Regions from separate parts of the Mus musculus genome. Here region 2 is linked to region 1. Evidence: chromatin loops called from intact Hi-C (ENCODE). Cell type or tissue: left cerebral cortex. All regions are shown on one strand. Links, peaks and the distances in the headings refer to the core of each region. The heading gives the core; the rest is flanking DNA.

Region 1 (9,943 bases), core at 582-8,581:
AGGGCAATGCAGTGTTCCTGAACGATAATGCTGGAGTCCACACACCTGGAGTCAGCCACTCATATGAGAATGCACTAGGGGCTGGCTCAGTGGCTCAAGGGCTTGCTGTGCAAGCTTAGGACCCGAGTTCAGATCCCACAGAACCCACGTATTAGTCAGACAGGCATGGCAGGCCGCCTATAATTTCAGCCTGGGGAAGGCTGGAGGTGAGGGATACTCAGAACAAGCAGGCTGGCAAGGTTAGCCATATTCAGTGAGCTCTGGGTTTTATTGAGAGATCCTGCCTTATTGAATAAGGTGGTTCTGGGTTTGATTGAGAGACCCTGCCTTATTGAATAAGGTGGAAGCACCATGGAGCATCTTCAGGCTTGGAGCCGCTACATGCACACACACCCGTGTGCATGTGCTCCCAATACACAAGTGACCTCACACGTGCAAACAGGTATACACACACACATGCACACCATGTGCTAAATATTTAGCACACGTACACAAAAGAATGAAAATAAGATTAAAGACCACAGTGAACGCAATGACATGGGGCACGGGGCGCTTGCTTGTGGTGACGGCCCTTGGTGTTATTGGCTTAAGTGTTTGCTGTTCTGTGTTTTTTATAGTTTTGAGAGTACAGTTCTCTTATTTGTATAAAATCCCCAGTTGCTCCAAGCCAGGCTGCTGTGTTGTTGCCAATGGCAGCCTTGGGTGGTTTCGACTGGGTCGATAGCTATCTTTGGTGATGGATTTAATGATAGGTGGGAGGCAGGCTGGACCACCTAGATTTGTATGGGCACATTCTAGTGATGGTGAGACCCAACACGGCATTTCTCAGGTGTCCCCATCATAGTGCATAGCTGCCTGCTCCCCAGCCCAGCAGTGCCACTGCCATGCAAAGAAATCAGGTAGCTTCCCCACAAGGATATCTGCCACAGCAGTGTGAGTCACCATGCCAAACCCTTGATGCCCCAGCAACCCGGCCTTTGTGGGGCAAAGCCATGGTTGGCCTGGGCAGTGAAGACGGTTCGGTTCTGCTGCTTCCTGTTGCTATAGATGCGTGGTTATTGACATGGAAGAGTGGCAGCGGAATATAATTTCACGTGGAAATGCAGCTTATGTGTAAAGAAATTCAATTATACAGATGCCCATATTTCCTCTGTCTAGAAATTTCTCACAATTTTCTATCATCTCGTACAGTCGACTTTTTTTTTTTTAAATTGATGGCAAAGAATCCATGTCATAATAGAGTAATATGGAAGTAAACACAATAAATCAACAATAGAGATGTCGTATCAGGGTGTCGGAATTATAAGTTAATTAAACAATCATTTTGACTCGGGTTGTTCCTTTTCCTAATTTTCTGTAATTTACATATATTAATTCTAATTAAATAATGGTGTCTTTCATGTTTGCAGGGCAACTCCTGACTAATTCTCTCGATGCGCAAAAATATAAATGTTTAATGCTGATTTGAATTGAGTTGTCTAAGGTCCTGGAGTGATGTGAGCAAGCCGTTTTATGCATGGCATCAGGCAGGCTCCGGATGGGAAGCCAGACTCATGCCACGTAGTTCTGTAGAAAAACAGAACAGTTAGAGAACGGTTGGAAAGCCAGGGGAGTAAAAGGAAACTCTGGATGTACCTTGGCCAGCCATCAGGCAGGACGAAGGGAAGGGGGCCCGAGAAGCCCTGGGGTTGGCTTGCCTGGCACCGGATGTCAAGTTCAGTTCTCCTGAGAGACAGACAAGAAAACCCTTGGGCCCTCCCTTTCTCCCACTCTGATTTCCTGCTGGAATTTTCAATTGTTTAAACCTAGGGATCCTGGGAAATGTAGTTTTTAAGGATGTGCTCCCCATATGGGATTCAAGAAATGATGGCCCAGAGGAGATGGTTTGGGGGCTGTGGCACCGGTTTAGTAATTGGGTCCTCCCTGAGTCTGGGTTAGCAAGGCTTAAGTGGCCTTTTGGACTAGAGGGCTGGTTCTTGCTTTGACTTAAGTAGGTTGCCGTAGACCGTAACTGTAGATGGTCCTCATCCTTTGATGCTAAGCTGGTGTTTCCAGTATTTCCCAAGGCTTTGCGGTACAACCGGGGTCTTTCCCTGTTACTTCCTCTGGAAACCTTCACCAAAAGCCGTTGTGGTAGTCAGTTTTCCATCACTGTGACAAATGCCCTACGTGGCCAACTTACAAAGAGAAAAGGTTTATTCTTTCCCACACAATGAGGCTGTGATGGACTGGACCATGGCTTTGAAACATTCCAGACCTGTGATTCTAGGCTATTTATAACCCTCTTAGGTGTTCCTCCCTTTCCGGGAGACCACTGAAAGTTGTGCATCTTTATAGGTACCACCTCCTCCGTTAGACGTAATGCCTTTGACCATTGACACTGGGACTTTTTTACCCAGGGGACACAAATCCCAAAGGGCTCCACAATGAAGAATGCATTCCCAATACAAAGCTAGAAGCATTGCAGGAAGTCCGGGAACAATCGACAAACCGGATGTATGTGAGCACTGTGCAAAGCCTGCGTATGCCTAGCTACTCCATGACTTAGCCTGGGTGCAGGGGACACGCCTTAGGGACAGTTCACTTTGGTTATCTGTCCCTGCTCTACTTGGGTGTGCCATTGGCTTTTGGAGCCACTGGTTTTCCTGTTGCTCTTGGATATGGGTGGTGACATTGTCTCTGCCCTGAGTATCTCTCCTGTGTTGAAAACATCCCACTGGTGGTGTGAGGTGTGCCTACAAGGACTGTGACAGATGCCTTGTGGAGTCTCATTTGGTTGGAGAGAAAGGGCTTTGCCCTCAACAGGTGGCCCGGGTCTGTTACTTAAATCGGACTGCTACTGAGTGAGCCACGTTCCCTTCCAGAGCCTCAGTTTCCCCATCTGTTCAATGGAGCTCCTGCTAAGCCTACCAGCGACATTCACCTCTTCCCTACCCATTATCCCAAGGACATTCCTACTCAGACACGTGATGTTACCTGTCTGTGCCACATTGCAATCCCATCTTATAAGGGATCAGTGGAGACTTTAGTGGAGAGGATGCGCGCCACGGTGAACAAGACACTGTCGAGTGGCAAAGCCTGGGCATGGCACTGGGCTCAAGTGACATCAGAGCAACTTCTCTGTGTGAGAGGGTTGTCACTATGTAGCCCAGGCTTGACCTGAACTCATGATCTTCCTGCCTCACCCCCCACACCTCCAGTGCTGGGATTACAGGCACACACCACCATAGCCTGCATGTGTTCTTAATGACACTAGTCTCTCTCCCCCGATAGGATAGGGTCCTGTATCACATAGTAGGGACTAGCTGTTGATCTAAAAATAGCTTATCCTCTGAATTTCTGTCTATAAGGTAGAAAATCGGCACAATCTGTTGAAGGTCATGGTCAGAGGACCAATCTTCTAAGTCTGTGTTTTATGGAAGGATGTTCTAAACTCATCTTTGTCAGACCTGAGACTCTGATCTTCTGGAATCAGATTAAGATGGGAATGAATTCTGCTAAATGTGCTGGGAGTTGATACAGACATCAGGGAACAGCTGGGAGGTTCCCCGGAGCTGTGAGGGGGAGGGGAGGCTGTTTGAAAAGACAGAGATTTCTTGCAGAACCCAGGATCACCTGCTCAGAGATGACCCACCCCACCTACAGTGGGCAGGGACTTTGCAAATCAATCATTAATCAAGAAAATGCGCCCCTGCGGGACCCCCCCCCCCCCCGGCACTCATGCCTACAGGCTAATCTTATAGAGGCCTTTTCTTAATTAAGCTCTCCTTTTCCTAGGTAGGGTCGAGGTTTGTGTCAAGTTGACAAGAGACAAACAAACAAATAAAAACTAACAATCAGAGCCACATAAAGGGTACCTGGGACACACCGGTGAGGGGCATGAAGGACCTTGGCCACAGCACACGCTACAAAGTGAAATATGAATTTTTCTGTTGAGTTCAATTCATCACAAACCTCTTTGCCCAGGGCCGGTGGCCCTCCCCTTCCCCCACCTTCTTATGAACCCAGGGGACATGCCGTCACGCCTGGACATTGAAGGAGAGGAGAGAAGTGACAGAAGAGGGGACTGTCTTCTTGATGTGTGGTGGTGGGGAGCTATAAGGGAGTTCCTGTTTAGAACACGGAGTTTTGGGGGTGGTAAAGGGCCATAGCCCTGGGGAGGAAAGAAGCCCCTGCTGTCTGCGTTCTGAGCTCTCCTTGCTGTTTCAGACTGTGAGGAGAGACAGCTGACCGTGGGGGTACTTATTAATTATGAAGGGGACATGGTACTGCTAATGTGGTAAGGTTTGCAGATGCCAAGGGGTCAAGCTGGCCATGCGGGGACAGGCATGTTCCATGTGCCCCTCATGTGCGGACCTACTGTGTATCTGTGGAGCATCCTTCCTTCTTCTCTGTCCCAGCTTCAATGGTTTAGTTTTACCGCCCCCACCCCCGCAAGGAATCCTCCTCACCTCACGGGCATCCTTACTCCTACCTTGCCAAAAGGGAACCACAGGACCCAGAGACAGGGTGACTTCCTCAAGGTCAGGAAGACACCGGTATGGAGCGCAGCCTCCTGCTCCTGTGACCCTCATCTGACACAGGAGTCAGCGAGCTGTGACCTTCTGTACTGGGACGTGGCTAAACCCTCGTGGAAAACTGTGGCCTGTGGTAGCTTCCGGCTCCGACAGCTGCCCCTAGTGATCGTCTTACTTCCTAAAGATTTCTTCAAGCTGTCTTCCTTCCACGCCTGGCGGCAGTCTCCATCTCCATCACTGCCAGCCGTAGACAACACACAAACACACACACACACCCTTGCTCCTCCTGTTCCTTGTCCCTGCAAGCTATCAGGGCTCCAAAGCAGTGCCTGCCTGGTCTTCATCGGACACCGTGAGAAACTCCATGCTTGGTACAGGGAGCTTAACCAGGCTTACCAAGCAGAGATTCCTGCCACTATGTCACGAGTACTTGGGGCTTTTACCCACGGAATCATGTCACCGCGAGTTAAAAACAAAGAATTCTAGAGAGCGTATGAGAATATTTCCAAACTAGACAGCTGGGTAACTAACTACAAAGGGCTTCCAGGTCAGCAAGGGCAGCGAGGTGAAGATGTACCGGTAGGTGGCACTAGAAGCCATGGCTTTCGATCAAATTCCATTTTCTTTTGATCTGCCTCTCTCAGCTCTCTGCTTGATTGAAATGGAAATCGGCTGCCGGCTCCTGCAAGTCCCCCACCAGCCAGAGACTAAGACCCGTGCCAACAGCCCGTTCGCCAGTTTAAAAAGATAACAAACCATGCTTGTCTGAAAGACCAGCTATGGGCTGGAGAGATGGCTCAGGAGTTAAGACTTGCTATGAGGGATCAATGGTACAGCCGTCAGATGCTGGTAACCAACCCAAGTCTCAGTGAAGGGCTCAGGGATGTCCTTCATAACCCTGGATGAGCTTAAGGAAATAGGTTCTAGGATAGAGCTTAAATTCCACGCGTCGGGGAATGCACTAAGATTTTGAGGGAGCAAAGTAAAGACTGGTTGGAGCACCCTGGTCCAGTCTCATCAGAGAAATTTTTCTGTAATTGATTAGCAATGTCTGGCACAGCCCCTGGAGGAATCAGCACACTCAAGGGTACATGAGAGCCATAGGCAGCCTGATCAAGGAAGCAAGGGCTTCTACTCCATTGCCAGCCTTAAAGACTGGCTGGAGCACCCCGAGATCCGGTCTCATTAGAGAGATTTTTCTGTAACCAATTAGCAATGCCTGCCACGGCTCCTGAGGGGGAACCGGCACACACTCAAGGATACAGGATAGCCAGCCTGATCACCCTCAAACTGTGAGCCCAAAGAACGCCTTCCGTCCTTGGATTGCTTCAGCCAAGAACTAGCCCAGCCTACCAGTCATAGCCAGCTTCTCAGCCTTGACTTTCCTATGGAGAGCATCTAATCGTACATACGGGAGCTGACCCTACGCTGCTGGTGAGTAGAAGAAAACTAAGGGACAAAAGAGCTGGCCAGAGCTGGTTAGAGTGTGACCACAGAGCTCCTGGGGTGGGATGTCTCAGGTGCCTTCCTCAGGATGGCACTTTATGCAGACCTCATTAGGAGACATGGAGATCACCGAGGATAGCCCAGGTCTGCTACTGCTGCTGCAGGGTTAGGCTGCAATCAATCCAGCCTGTGCTTCCTGAATGCTGAGATTCCAGCCGCACTCTTGAGAATACTGTGTGGGCTCAGGATTCTCACAGTGGGCTGTGGTGGAGGACATCACATCGAGTGTCTCGGGAAGCAGAGGCCTGAGCTGATCAATCGAAGTGGCTGTAGGTGACTCTCCCTCAGTGGGGGCGGTGTCATGCAGACACCACACACCGCTCACAGAGCTTATGTCAAACTGAAAGCCAGCAGCTGATCTCTGGCCTTTCCACTCTCCCCTCCCCTTCCCATTCCTGAAGTAGGCCTAGAAAGCTAGAACTCTTGATTGCCAAGCCATAAAACCTAGAAAAGGTGCCTCCACGTGCTCCAGCAAGTTCCTCCCTTGTGTGATAAGTGTTCTGCCTCATACCTGTGTGTGTGTCTTTTGTAAGAGAGAGAGAGAGAGAGAGAGAGAGAGAGAGAGAGAGAGAGAGAGAATCTGAGTAGTCCTAGCTGAAACCTTAACACTATTTCTTAACATCTGTCATTCTTTCTCTCCTGCCCCCGACACCCACCCCCACGATCTGTTTCTTTCATCAGAAACACACATTTTCCCCGGGGCCTTCGGGCCATCATTAAGAAGACTCAGTGTCAGGGAAAAAGCAGGTTTCCGCAGACTCTGTGCCTGCCTCCTGTTGGTCCTTCCTTGCCACAGTCCATGCATAGCTGTGGAGACCAGTGACCAAAACGTGCCACTTTTCTTCCCTCCGTGGGCAATTCAGATGGAGGATGCTGCCAGCAGGAGCTGGGTATAAGAGTATGACTGGAGACTGGGGCGCAAGTGGTGGTGTGTCACTCAGGTTCTTCTGACGACCTAACACACAGAAGAACACACCTGAAGCTGGCAATGCTGTGCGGAGGCCGTGGGAGGTCACGCTAGCAAAATCAATTTAGGAGTGGGGAGCCCAGCCAAGTACTGAATAGACAGTGGTGAAGTCCATTTCATTAAATTAAAAAAAAAAATCAACATAGGTTTTTCTAAATGGCTTAAAAACAGATGAGGGGGGGGAGCGTGAAAGGGGGGGCGGGGAACATGTCACTCCTATCTTGCCAGAAAGTTGTTCACATTCTTCTCTGGAGATGACTAAAGTTGCCAAGTTTTGTAGCTACTTCTAGAGAGAGTTTACATAAATGCACACAAGCACACATACACACATGCATGCATGCAGGCAGGCAGGCATACATGCATACATACACAGAGTAACATTTGTCATGTAAGAATGAGGAACTGAACCCACAAAAAAGTGCTGGCTGCGGCACACGCCTGTAACACCAGCACTTGAGAGGTGAAGATGGGGGCTGGAGAGATGGCTCAGTGGTTAAGAGCACTGTCTGCTCTTCCAGAGGTCCTGAGTTCAATTCCCAGCAACCACATGGTGGTTCACAACCATCTGTAATGGGATCTGTTGCCTTCTTCTGGGGTGTCTGAAGACAGTTACAGTGTACTCATATAAATAGATTTTAAAAAGTAGTAGTAGTAGTAGTAGTAAAGATATGGGCTCCCAGCCTACCTAAAGCAGTGAGCTCCAGATTCAGGGAGAGGCTCTGCCTCACAAAAATAAGGTGGAGAATGATTGAGGGAGATACCCAAGGTTAATCTCTAGCCTCCACATACATGCATAGACACAGAGGAAAACACACACACACATACATACTCTCACGCACGCCCAAGTTTCTCCTATATCTATTTATGCTATGCAGTTTCTCGGATGGCTCCAGAAACCCCTATTCCCGCCTCTGTGTAACCTCTCCCTTGGGAGGTGGGCCGAGCCCAGTAACCTCCTTGGGATGAATAGAAACTGACAGAAACAGTGCCTTCTGAGATTGGGTGGCAGAGGGAGCGTGGCTTCCCCCTTGGCCATTGGCTCTTGCTCCTGGCGAGTCCAGCTTCCTAGGCCGTGAGGTTCTCCTTTAAAGGAGACCTGCGTGACAAGGAACTGAAATCTTCCACGAAGCCTGTGAGCAGCTGCCATCTGCCCACAGCCGTGCGGACTGAGCTCACGAGCTGCCACCTTTCCACACAGAGAGCCAGAGAGACCAGCTGCCCTGGGGCCATCTTGGTTGGGGCGGAGACCTGCCGCTGAGCCACACCCAGATTCCCAGTCTACAGCAGCTGGAGGTGATAAATGGCTTGCTGTCTTAAGTGGCCCACTTCTGGGGCAATGTACAACACAGCAATACATCACTGAAACGAAGCCATGGGGGACGAGCCCTCCCTGGGAGACAGGTAGTGCTCAGGGTTATATAAACTCATTTAATTTCTCTTCAGGCTCTGATCACGGCTTTACAAGAACTTCCCAGACCGTAGCGGTCCAAACGCTTTCCAAGGTGTGCACCAGCCTGGACACGGCTTCCTGGTGGTGTGGCTGGCTCCATGCCCAACTTACCACAAGGGGCCAAGCGACGGCAGCCTAACTGTAATTAGTAACACGTGATACTGGTACAGGTTTGTGTGATTCACCGTGGCTCTTCCGCCTATGTAAGCATCTTGTCTTGCTCATGTCTTCCCTGGATTCTACCCTCTCTTGCTCTGTTCTCTTTCACAAAATCCCCTTCCCCATTGTTCTATAATCTTCCTTCAGATCATTAAAAAATTTTTTTTCATACATGACATTGAAAGCGTATTTGAATGTGCCCTACGTGTGCAGGACATGCTCTTGTTCCTTGAGGCAGGGTCTGTCACTAACCTGGAGCTACGGTGGTGGCCATCGAGGCCCCAGAGGGGTCCTCCTGTTTCTACCCCTGCCCAGTGCTGGTGTTAAACGTGTGTGAGTTTCCCTGCCCAACTTTCTGCATGGGTGCTGGGGATTTGAACTCAGGTTGTCGTAGGTGTGCGGCAAGCACGTTTTGCTTTGACATATTTCACTTAGCACAATATTCTCTGGCTCCTGGCCTTTGCTTCCAGATGACCTGAATGTACTCCTTTGTTTCTGAGATATCATTCAAACCAGATCCATTGTATACGTGAGCAACCTTTGCTCTGTCCACTCCTCTGTTAATTTGCATCTGGGCTGATTCCGTGTCTCGGCTGTTGGGAGTCACGCCTCGGAGAGGGTGTACTAAGGTATCATTGTGGCGCGCTGAGTTCACTTCCTCCGGATGTAATATCAAGAAGTTACTCAGCTGGAGCCTGAATAGTTCTGATTTTAGATTTTTGAAGAACAACCATCCCGATTCCCACAGTAGCTGCACTAGTTCACATCCTCCCCGCCAATAACATATGAGACTTCCCTTTACCCACCAACCCCATTCTTGTCAGGATGTTTTTGTTGTTGAGACTTTATTGGTGTGCATGCTGAATTTTGCATCTTATTTTCATTTCTCAGTGCACTCGGTCATACATTTGCCATGTCTGTGCCTTTGTCGGTTATGACAAACCCAAGCTGGAATGTTCCCTTCCGCGGCTCCAGGCGTCCCTTGTGTGGTGTTCTGCGCTGGCGCTGCTGGTATCATAGGGACTGACCTGGCACCTTTTACAGTGGCCAGATGTTTGTCCCCAGCTGTTCTCAAAGCCTTATTTTGAGCTGGTGTGTTCTGAACAGCAACGGGGAACAAAAGCATCGAGCAAAGGGGCTGGGGAAACATGGACTCCAGCAGCAGCTCAGCCCCCCTCCCCCGCCCTGGAGGGAGAGCCCCAACCCCAGTAAGCTGCGTCCCGTCATTCCCAGTTTCAGCCTGTGGTTGGCAAGTGGGTCAAAATTTGAGTTTTCAAGATTATGCTTATGCTTATGAAGTAAAAAGAAAAGCAAACAGCTCTGATTTAAATTCTCCTCCCCATA
Region 2 (9,943 bases), core at 1,370-9,369, 810 kb after region 1:
CACGTTCGTACTCTGTGCCAGAGTCGACAGAGACAGAGATGGTACATCCCAGACCAGCCTCATCTTAAACTATTCTCTCTGTGTAACTTATTTCCATCCTGCTGCACAAAATGTCTGCCCAAGGTAATTTAAGGAAGGAAGGGCTTATTCGGACTCACTGTTCAGAGCCCGCCATGGTGGGGAGAGCATGATAGCAATGGCTTCCAGACAGCTGGTTACATGTATTTATGTACATGTGAGTGTGTATGTGTGCATGAATATATGTGTGGTATGTGTGTGAAAGAGAGTGTATGCATTGTGTGTAGTGTGTATGTATGGTGTGTGTGTGTGTGTGTGTGTGTGTGTGTGTGTGTATGTGTGTGTGAGAGAGAGAGAGAGAGAGAGAGAATATGTGTGGTGTATGTTTGTGTGTGGTGTGTATATGAGAGAATGTATGTGTTATATGTGTAGAGTGTATGTGTGCATGGGAGTATTTGTGTGGTATGTGTGTATTTGCATGTATGTGGGTATAAATGTGGTATGGTGTGTGTGTCTGTGTGTGTGGTGGGTATTTGCATACAAAGCTATACACATTCCACGGTGCATTTGTGAAGACCAGAGGACAACTCTTTATGTGTCAGTTCTTTCCTCCTATCTTACTTTGAGGCAGAGTCTCTCTTGACTCTGTCCCTATGGTACGTTCATGAGCTTCTAGCCAGTCCTTCTATCTCTTCTCCCATCTTGGCTGGGGTGACATATGCAAGCCACCAAGCTGAGTTCTAAGAATGGAAGTCTGGTCTTCAGTGTTTTTTGCTTGCTAAGCCATCTTTCCCAGCCCTCATGGTGCTAAATTAAAAGTTCCTAGACACACCAAGATGAGCAAAAAGAAGCGAGTCCAAAGTAGTTCATGGTGTTTTCTTTTACCCAAAATACCGCCATTTTGTTCTATCCTGTGAACGGGAGGCCTAGGAGAGCAGCGGATGCCTGACTGGCACCATTTATTACAGCAGGCATTGACAGATGTGTTCTTCTGCACAAAGCCAACTGGTAGACACCAGCTCTGCTCCAGGAATCATGCTCATCAGAGACACTCCAACATAACAGACAGGACCCCCCTCCATCCCTGGGCAAGGAATAAGACATATTTAAAACTCAGAACTTAATGTCACTCCTCTTTCAGGAGGAATGATGTTGGAAAAAACCCAAATATTAGTCAACTGATGGGTATACAGGTCAGATGGAATATTAGTCAGCTCTCAAAAAGAATAAAGTACTTATTTGTGATCAGTATGAATAGACTATGCTAAAAGAAATAATCCAGCAATGAAAGGCTATACATTTCCTCCGTTCTGTTCTCATAAAATGTCAAGAAGTGTCAAGCCCTGATACAGAAAGCAAATTTATGGAGTGTGAAGTAGGTGTAGTTGAGAATAAGTATGTGGTCTCTTTGGTTGACAAAATGTCCTAGACATAGATTTTCATGTTGGTCACACAACTCTGTGACTACGGAGTTGAAAAATTGAAGGACTGTGGTCTCCGAGAGACGATAGACCCTGTCCTCTCCAAGCTGCTTCTGATCAGGGTGTTTATCTCAGCAACAGAACGCTAGCTAAGACAGTCACCATGCCCACAGAAGCCATCTCTTGCCCTCAGAAGGTCCTGGGGGATGCACACAAGGGGTATCACCCACACTTGAGAAGACAGGAGGAAGAGGAAGTCTAGACAGACCTTAGAAATGGACTCAGAGCTGTCTGTGCCATCTAGCAAGGGCAAGCGGTTGAGTAGCTAGCTAACGGGCCACACTGCTCATTGCAAGTCAGAATTAGAAGACCTTCTGGGTTTTCATTCACACTGGGTCCAAAAGAAACCCCCTTTCTAATCCACTCTGCCTGTTGGAGACAAAGCGTCTTCCCTACAGACACAATGCATTCGCACAGAGCATTGGCAGGTGTTCTTTACTGAGCACCTCATCTGCAGCCAGTTTTGGACAGGATTCTGGGGAGTAGGGGGACCAAGGCTCTCGGAAAGGCAGCAGCATCTATAGGACAACACATTCGGCAGATGTCCACAGGGCTGCAGAATGGGCAAAGTGATGGAGCAGCTGCCACAAGCCTGGAATGAAACACATCATCCAACCCGAGAAGATGAGGAACAGGGGACCCCTAGGAAAGGAGAGCCCATGCAAGGAAGGGTAAAGCTGCTATGCCTGTCACCCAAGCACACAGGAGGCTAAGGCAGGAGGATCATGCGTGATGAGATGAGTCCAAACTATATAGTGAAACCCTACCTGGGGGTGGCAGGGAAGGTTCAAATACCCAACTACCTATTGGGCTATTTCCTAGGAGACAGGGAGAGCCAGCCTCAGCATCCGCATCTAGCACGAGAGATAATCATCTTGTGGTACTCAGCATAGTGGCTGGGTCACATAAAGCGCTCAATAAAGTCTCGGCAATAATTGCTACGGAAAGGTTTTAGAAGACTCATTATATGATAATACTACCAGCCATTCATACGACACCTGTTGTTCGAGAGACACTTACCTGTCGCCGTCAGGGCACTGGTAATGTTGTGCACACTGCACTCTTCTGAATATTTATCACAGCTTGAAAATGCACCCAAAGGGCAGTCCCCGCCTGCTGTCTCCCACCAGAATGAGAGCCCCGCAGAGGAGGAGCCTATAGCTAATAGTGACACGGGAGCTAAAGTTCAGTAGGGTCTGAGGAGGCAGCTCGGCTGAGAGAGTGCTTATCTGGCAAATGTGTGGACCTTAGTTGGATCCCAGAACCCATGAGGAAAAGAAACATGTGGGTGGAGACATGCTCCTATAATCCAGAACTGGGGACGTAGAGACAGCAGAGTCCCCATGCTCACTGGCCAGCTAGGCACACGTGCATGCATGCATGCATGTACACACACTATAAATCGTGATCTGGCCGAATGATGATCCCATGTATAGCAATCCACAGAAATAGGTTTTACAGCCCTAGATACTCCAAATGAAGGCTCTGAAGTATACAGAAAGGCCACCCAGCCTGTAGTGTAGCCCCCAAATGTTTTAGAAAGAAGGCCAGATTCAAAGGCCATATATGCTTGAAGGAAAATGGGCTCGAGAGGAGTTGTCAGGCTAGAAAGGTTTTCAGGAGGTTGGTGAAGGAAGTGGGTGGGTGAACAGGTGGGTGGGTGGATGAATGAACGTATGAACTGATGGATGGATGGAGAATAGATGGATGGATGGATGGATGGATGGATGGATGGATGGAGAACAGATGGATAGATGGAAGATGGATGGATAGAGAATGGATGGTTGGATAGATGATGGATGTTGGAGGGATTGATGGATGGATGGGTAGGTGAATTGTGGATGGAGGAGTGGGTGGATGGGTTGTAGATAAATGGATGGTGGATGAATGGAGGGAGAGGTGGATGGTGGATATACAGATGGTGGAGGGAGGGATGAATTATGTGAGTGGATAGGTCAGGGGCTAGATGTATGGTTGAGTGGATACACGGTAGATGGGTGAGTGGTAGATGGAGGGATGGAAGGGTGAATAAACAGATGGATAAACATTAAGGTAGGTGGGTAAATGAGTGGATTGTAGGTGGATGGATACATAGGTGGGGTGAGATAAATGGAAAGATGGATGGCCATACGTAGGATAGATATATAGGTAGGTGGGCAGTTGGATTGTGGGTGGGTAGATAGGTAGATACATAGGTAGATGGGTGAGTGGGTCACAGATGGGTGATGAGAAGACCCTCAGAGGCACCCAGTCCCCTCGTATGGAGTATTTTATACATACAGTGACTGTTTTATTAACCGTAACCAAAATAGATATAAAACTGCTGTCCTGATGATTAAAGCAGATTCGGTACCATCATGAGATTCCGGGAATATAAAAACCCTCTCCACGAGGCCTTCATACCAATTTTTTTCTAAGACTCGCATGCTAAATCCTTCTTCCCTTTTTCCCTCCGAGTCAAATAAAGCATAGATCAGCCTTTAGCCTGTCATGCCTTCGGCAGATTTTCAAATCCTGAGTGCTGAGGCTTTAAATTATTCTGTACCTAACTTGGTTAAGCGGCACCTGAGTCTAGCTAGGATAATCTGATTGTCAGAAAAACAGAGAGGGCCTGACCTGCAAATGGTCCTGCGGATGCTGCAGCTGTCCAGGAGACTGATGAAGGCAGCTGAGAACGGCTCTGAGAGATGGCTGCTGTCCAGTCGAGTTCAAGCTCACACCCAGTCATGAAACCCCCAGATGGTGCTTCTTCCTTACCAAAGACACTCCAAAGGCAAACCTGGAGCTTTGCTCTCCTGTTCTTGGGCCTCCTCCTCCCTAGCTTCCCCTCCCCCTCTCGAAAACACAAATACTCACACCCCCTGCTGTGTTCGTGGCTATAGTTGATGAAATATATAAAAATAGTTTAAGAGAAAGCCCCACCACAGTGTCTTCCTATTTCCTTTGAAATTCTCCCATTACCAATGCCTTCTTTTGCACTGAGCACTGCCCTCTTGTGGCCTGATCATGTCATTTAAAAATCATAGTCAAAGAATTCGCCACCAGGACTTACATGGCTATTTCTTAGAGACAATAAAGAAACCAGAGAAGTGTCTTTTGCAACATGCTCATGTCTGTGAAGTGGATGCTGTGTAATTCTGACACTTAACACCCAAGAGAAAATGCTGCAGCCTGGTATACCTGCTCAAATTAGATCATTTAGCCATGGCATCTTTGGGGACCAACTCCTAGATTAAGTTACTGCAAAAGTTGCTTCTCTTATTGCCAAATATCCAACAAGAAGCAACTTAAGGGAAAGAATTTATTTTGGCTTACTGTTATTTACTGGGGCGGGTGGAGGGGGGAACATGGCGGCAGGAGGTAGCTGGAGACTTTGTATCTACAGGAAACACAGCAGACATACTACAGCAAACCTCACATCTTCTACCAGGGCTCTACTACCTTCCAAAACAGCGCCACTGTAGACCAAACAAACAAACGCACAAGCCTTAAAAGAACATTTCTCACTCAACCACCATGGCCCCCTTCTCAAATAACCATTGGGCCAGGCATGCTATCTGTGGGTTTCTTCTTCAATTAGCTAATCTCAAACCAGAGTTTTCAAAGGAACAATGGGCAGGTGGGTGCAATGGGAGCTCTTTGATTTCCAAATTTTACTCCTTTTTAAAGGTGAACAATATTCCACTGTACAGAGAGACCACATCCATCACCTTTTGATGGACACATCGGTTGTTCCCACCTGTTGACTATTGTAAGGAACGATGCTATGAACATTGGTGTGCAAGAATTTGAGTCTGTGTCTTTCTATCTTTCCCTGTTGCTGTGGTCAAATACTCTGACAAAAGGAACAAAGGAGAGAAGAAGGTCTCTTCTGGCTCACAGCTGCAGGTTACAGTGCATCACAGCTGAAGGAACTGGTCACTTGGCATCCATAATCAGGAAGTAGAGAGTGGAGAATCAGGCTGCTAATCTGCTCTAAATTCTCTTCCTGGGGAATGGTGCCACCCACAGTGGGCAGGTCTTCCCACCTCAATTAACCTGATTATGATAACTCCCCATAGGTATGCCCAGAGACCCATATCCCAGTTGATTCTAGATCCTGTCAAGTTGGCAACACCCCACTGCACGCCCTGCTTTTAATTCCAGATGAAGTATTGTGTTGTGCCCAGTCATTAAAATCCATTCCCTTCTTCTCCAGCTTGACTTCTTTTCATGGTTCGCAATGTTCTTCCTTCTGCCACTGGGTTTAGGTTGCTTCCTCCAGGACTCTCTATCCATGTGGTAGCCTAGAAATTTGTGTAGCCACTCCTGTCCTCCAAGAGGCCCCAGGAGTCATCTCAAACTGGACTCTCTTTCCCTCCCATGGAGCTATGCTTCTGAGACAACTGGGGAGGTGACCTTGATTGAGTCCCCGGAGTTTTCCTGCCATGCTAATTCCAGGACAATGTCTCCATCACCAGCTTCCTTTAACCAACAAAGAAGATTAATATAATCCTACACAAGTTAGCCACCAAGCAAATGTTTACTGGATGATTAAAGAGCAGGATATTAAAATAATCTAATTTCTTTGGAACTGGGCCAACACCTCCTTAGGTTTAGCTACAGTACCACCTATACAGGACATGTCAATGTTTCATGGTGTTAGACTGACAGGCCTTAACCATCTTGTGTCTCTTGTGCTTGCTGCATAAGCACAGGTTAACAGAGCATACTGCTCTTGTGCAGAACCCAAGTTTGGACACCATTATCCACGCCAAACACTCACAACCACCTGTAACTATATCTTTAGATCTGATGACCTCTTCTGGACTCTGCAGGTACCTGCACTTGTCTGTGTGTGTGTGTGTGTGTGTGTGTGTGTGTGTGTGTGTGTGTGTGTGTATCTGTGTCTGTCTGTGTGCCTGTGTATGTGTCTGTATGTGTCTGTGTGTCTATGTATGTGTGTGCATGTGTCTATGTATGTTTGTGTGTGTGCATGTGCTACACACCACACTATGCACGCGCACACACACATACACACAGCCAGGTATGCTGGTACACACCACTGATCCAAGTACTGGGAAGTGGAAGCAGAAAGATCTTTAGAGTTCACTGGCTGATATGCCTAACCAAATTGGTATGCCCCAGATCCCAGTGAAAGGCCCATCTCAAAACTATGGAGGACTACTAAGGAATGTCACATGCACACACATATGCATTCTCACCCATGAACACATCACACACATAAATAAATAAATAAATAAATAAATAAATAAATAAATAAATAAATCCACGCTAAATAAATAAGGTATGTATTTTAGACTGGTTAGGGAACAGAGGACGATGCAATGAAAATGTCTTGATACGTATTTGTTGGGGCTTGTGTTCTCCCACATCCAACTACGAGAGGAGGGGTTCCCCTCCCCTCAAGTCAAGAGGAAAAGGCTCAAAGAATCTGGTAGGCTTCCTGTTTTGTGGGCTGAGGCAGAGTACTAGAACCTCAGCAGGAGTTCAAGGCATGCCCGATGTGTTAGAATAGTAGCTTGAGTCTAAACATAGCACACCAGGCCAAAGCAGTTCCACATGTAAGATGTGTAAGAGGTTTATTGGGAGAGAGAGGGGCAAGGTGGTGGCAGAAAGAAAAGGGGGGAAGAGAGAGGAGGGAGACAGACAGACAGACAGACAGACGGGGGTGGCTTTATATATGAGTAATGACATGGGTGATGACATAACACAGATAAAGGTGGGAGATGAGCCAAGTGGATTCCAGAAATATGGTGGCTGTTGACTTGGCAACAGGTCTGCAGGTCCCACCTATGTGATGTCACGGATTTCGGAGGTCCTGACAATGCCAACAATGCCTAGGTGGAGTTTCCTGAACCTGGGAGCAAAGGGGAGAAAGGGCTTCACTGGGAGCAGGCTGACTTTGCATAGATGGGCAAGTCAGAGAGATGTATAGGCTGATTGGGGACGTTGTAAAGGGCACTCCGTGGATATCACTTGGCCATGTCTTCTCCCAGCTCTCTTCTGAGAGCACTCTATCTCGCCATGCACTTCCAGGGAACCAGCCGATTCCGGTTATATCCCATGACTGTACCAAAATACCTGTCACAAACAACTGAAGAAAAGACTTGCTCTGGTCCTGATTTCAGAGATGATAATCCAGAAGTCTCAACTCCATTGACAGTGAGGTCATGACAGGCGGAGTATTATGGTGGAACCAAGCTCATCTTATGGATCATAGGAAGCAGAAAGAGGCAGGGAGGAGTCCAAGATAAGATACAGCCCCAAGCACACACCCCCCCTACTAACTTGCTTTCCCCGGTTAGCCTCCCACCTCCTATGCATCCCACAAGACCACCAATGAAGACTCATAGGGAGTCAAGGCAGGCCAGCATGAGCAAATCTGTCCACACTGGAAGAATCTGCAGCTGCCAGTTGCCAGGAGAGATCAGGGAACCACAGCAAGAGAGAGAGCCTCACACTAAGATCTTGTTCCTTCGTTTCCCAAGTCTAGTGACCCTAAGCCCTCTGCCGAGGCCACACCTGAGTGGAGAATGGAATCTCACAGGACAGAAGCAAAGGGGACGGAATACAGGAGGCAACCACCAGAGTGAAAGAGGAGAAGGGTGTGAAGCTAAAGACATCAGACGCAGAGCTCTGAGAAAGGGAAGCCTAGGAGGTCAGCCCAGCCTGACTGTCTCCATAACAGCGCAGGGAAACTCAATTAAGCGCAAGTAGTGGAACAGCACAGGAGTCAAATCGCATGCAACGTCGTGAGAAAATAACAATTCTCACACAACAAAGGCAGGTCAAGTGTACACAGCCACGGAGAGCGGGAGAGAGGGAGCCAGAAACTCTCGCCTAATATCTCAAAACGGATGAGACAGAATTGAGAGAATTGTGGCTGGGTGATAGTTATATATTACAAGTCCCTACAGAATAAACCCAAAAGCTATGTGTTGAGGCACATACCTGTGGCTCCTGATGTTGGAGAAGTCCAGGTGAAATGGCCCCAAGTTCGAAGCCAGATCCTGCCTCAACCACACTTCCTACCCCCCACCCAAAGAATTTGAGAAAATCAACCCAAAAGACCTCTATTTATCCATCCATCCATCCATCCATCCATCTCTATCTCCCTCTCTTTCTCCATCTCATAAGCACATAATTACACGCCATTCTGCACATGAATCAGATGCCAGAGGACAATTTATAGGATTGGTTCTCTCCCTCTAACCAATGGGATGCAGGGGTCAAACTTGGGTTTGTGAGATTTTGTGGCAGGCAACTTTGCACCCAGAAGGCTTTTGATAATGATCATTGAGGAACTTAGGAGATTGCTCAGTGGATAAAGCATTTCCATGCAGTCATGGAGACCAGACTGACAGAACCCATAAAAATACCAGAGGGCATGGCAGCCCGACTGGAATTCTATCCTCAGAAGCCAGAGACAGGGCATCTCCAGGGCAAACTGGCCAGCAAGACTAGCCATATCGGTGAGCTCTGGGTTTGATTGAGAGACCCTGCCTCTATGGATAAGGTGGAAGTGTGAGGGAGGGTGACTCCCAACATCAGCCCTGGGCCTCCACATGCATGTGCAGTACCCACGACACACACACACACAAACATGCATACACAGACATGCACATTCTATACACATACACACCCTCATACACACACACACACACACACACATACACATTCCCACCAACAGGCAAACACAGACATGCACATGTCACACACACAAATAAAAAATGAAAAAAAATAAGATAATAACAGCAGCATTGATTTAAAAGAAAAAAAAAAAACTACAGAAAATACCCACTCACCTCCAAGATAAATGAAGTCAACATTTCATTCTAGAAATCATGAAATGACCGACCTATTTAAAATCCTCAAGGATATAAAAAGTGAGCCATAACTCTCTATCCAAAGCTGATGTTCAAACAAAATTAAATTGGGAAAGCAATTCCCTAAATATTCAGAATAAAGCAAAACAAACAGATCTAAATACATATTCAGTTGGTAGCTACCATAACCACATAGACAAGAGTGGTTTTTAACATCTTTAAAGAAAACTTACCTTATGCCTCAATAATATTTTTAAATTAAAAAAGTAACAGTACAGTCAGAAGAGTTAAAAACAAGTGTTCAAACAATTTTATTACGATTATTCGCAACGGCCAGAAAGTTGGGAGAGTACAGCCTACCACTGATGGATTGGTAAGAAATATTTGGTGTATCGTAATCTAGTTTCTATTTCTAACAGTGATATCTTAGAGCAGATGCCATGGAGGGGTACTGCTTACTGGCTTGCTCCCATGGCTCGCTCAGCCTGCTTTCTTTGAGAACCCTGGACTGCCTGCCCAGGATGGCTCCGCCCACAATGGGCGGGGCGCGGGGCCATCCCCCATCAATCACTAAGAAAATGCCCTACTGGCTTGCCTACCGATTGTTCCTATGAA

What was found. A loop is a pair of places that touch in the nucleus more often than their neighbours do. Peaks named below come from ENCODE experiments on the same cell type or tissue, not always from the same donor. Only the 100,000 strongest peaks of a DNase experiment are listed, where the experiment ranks them.
Region 2: it touches region 1 in a loop (1.8-fold over the local background); 4 of 42 quality-filtered maps call a loop at or near these places.

What each region holds. Positions count from the first base shown.
Region 1 is chr5:116,226,866-116,236,808 of GRCm38, forward strand. All of the region lies in intron 1 of Ccdc60 (coiled-coil domain containing 60), which reads right to left. Gm36502 (a long non-coding RNA gene) reads left to right here and starts at 5,205. Exons shown (of 4, transcript XR_001784946.1): 1 at 5,205-5,951; 2 at 8,434-8,610. In left cerebral cortex, for the core only: a CTCF peak has its summit at 5,083 (motif pointing right); DNase peaks (open chromatin) are centred at 1,727, 5,124 and 6,188; H3K4me3 peaks cover 303 bases.
Region 2 is chr5:117,033,014-117,042,956 of GRCm38, forward strand. No RefSeq gene overlaps it. Among named protein-coding and RNA genes, the nearest start is that of Gm30028, 20 kb to the left of the region's middle. In left cerebral cortex, for the core only: a CTCF peak has its summit at 4,496 (motif pointing left); a DNase peak (open chromatin) is centred at 4,489.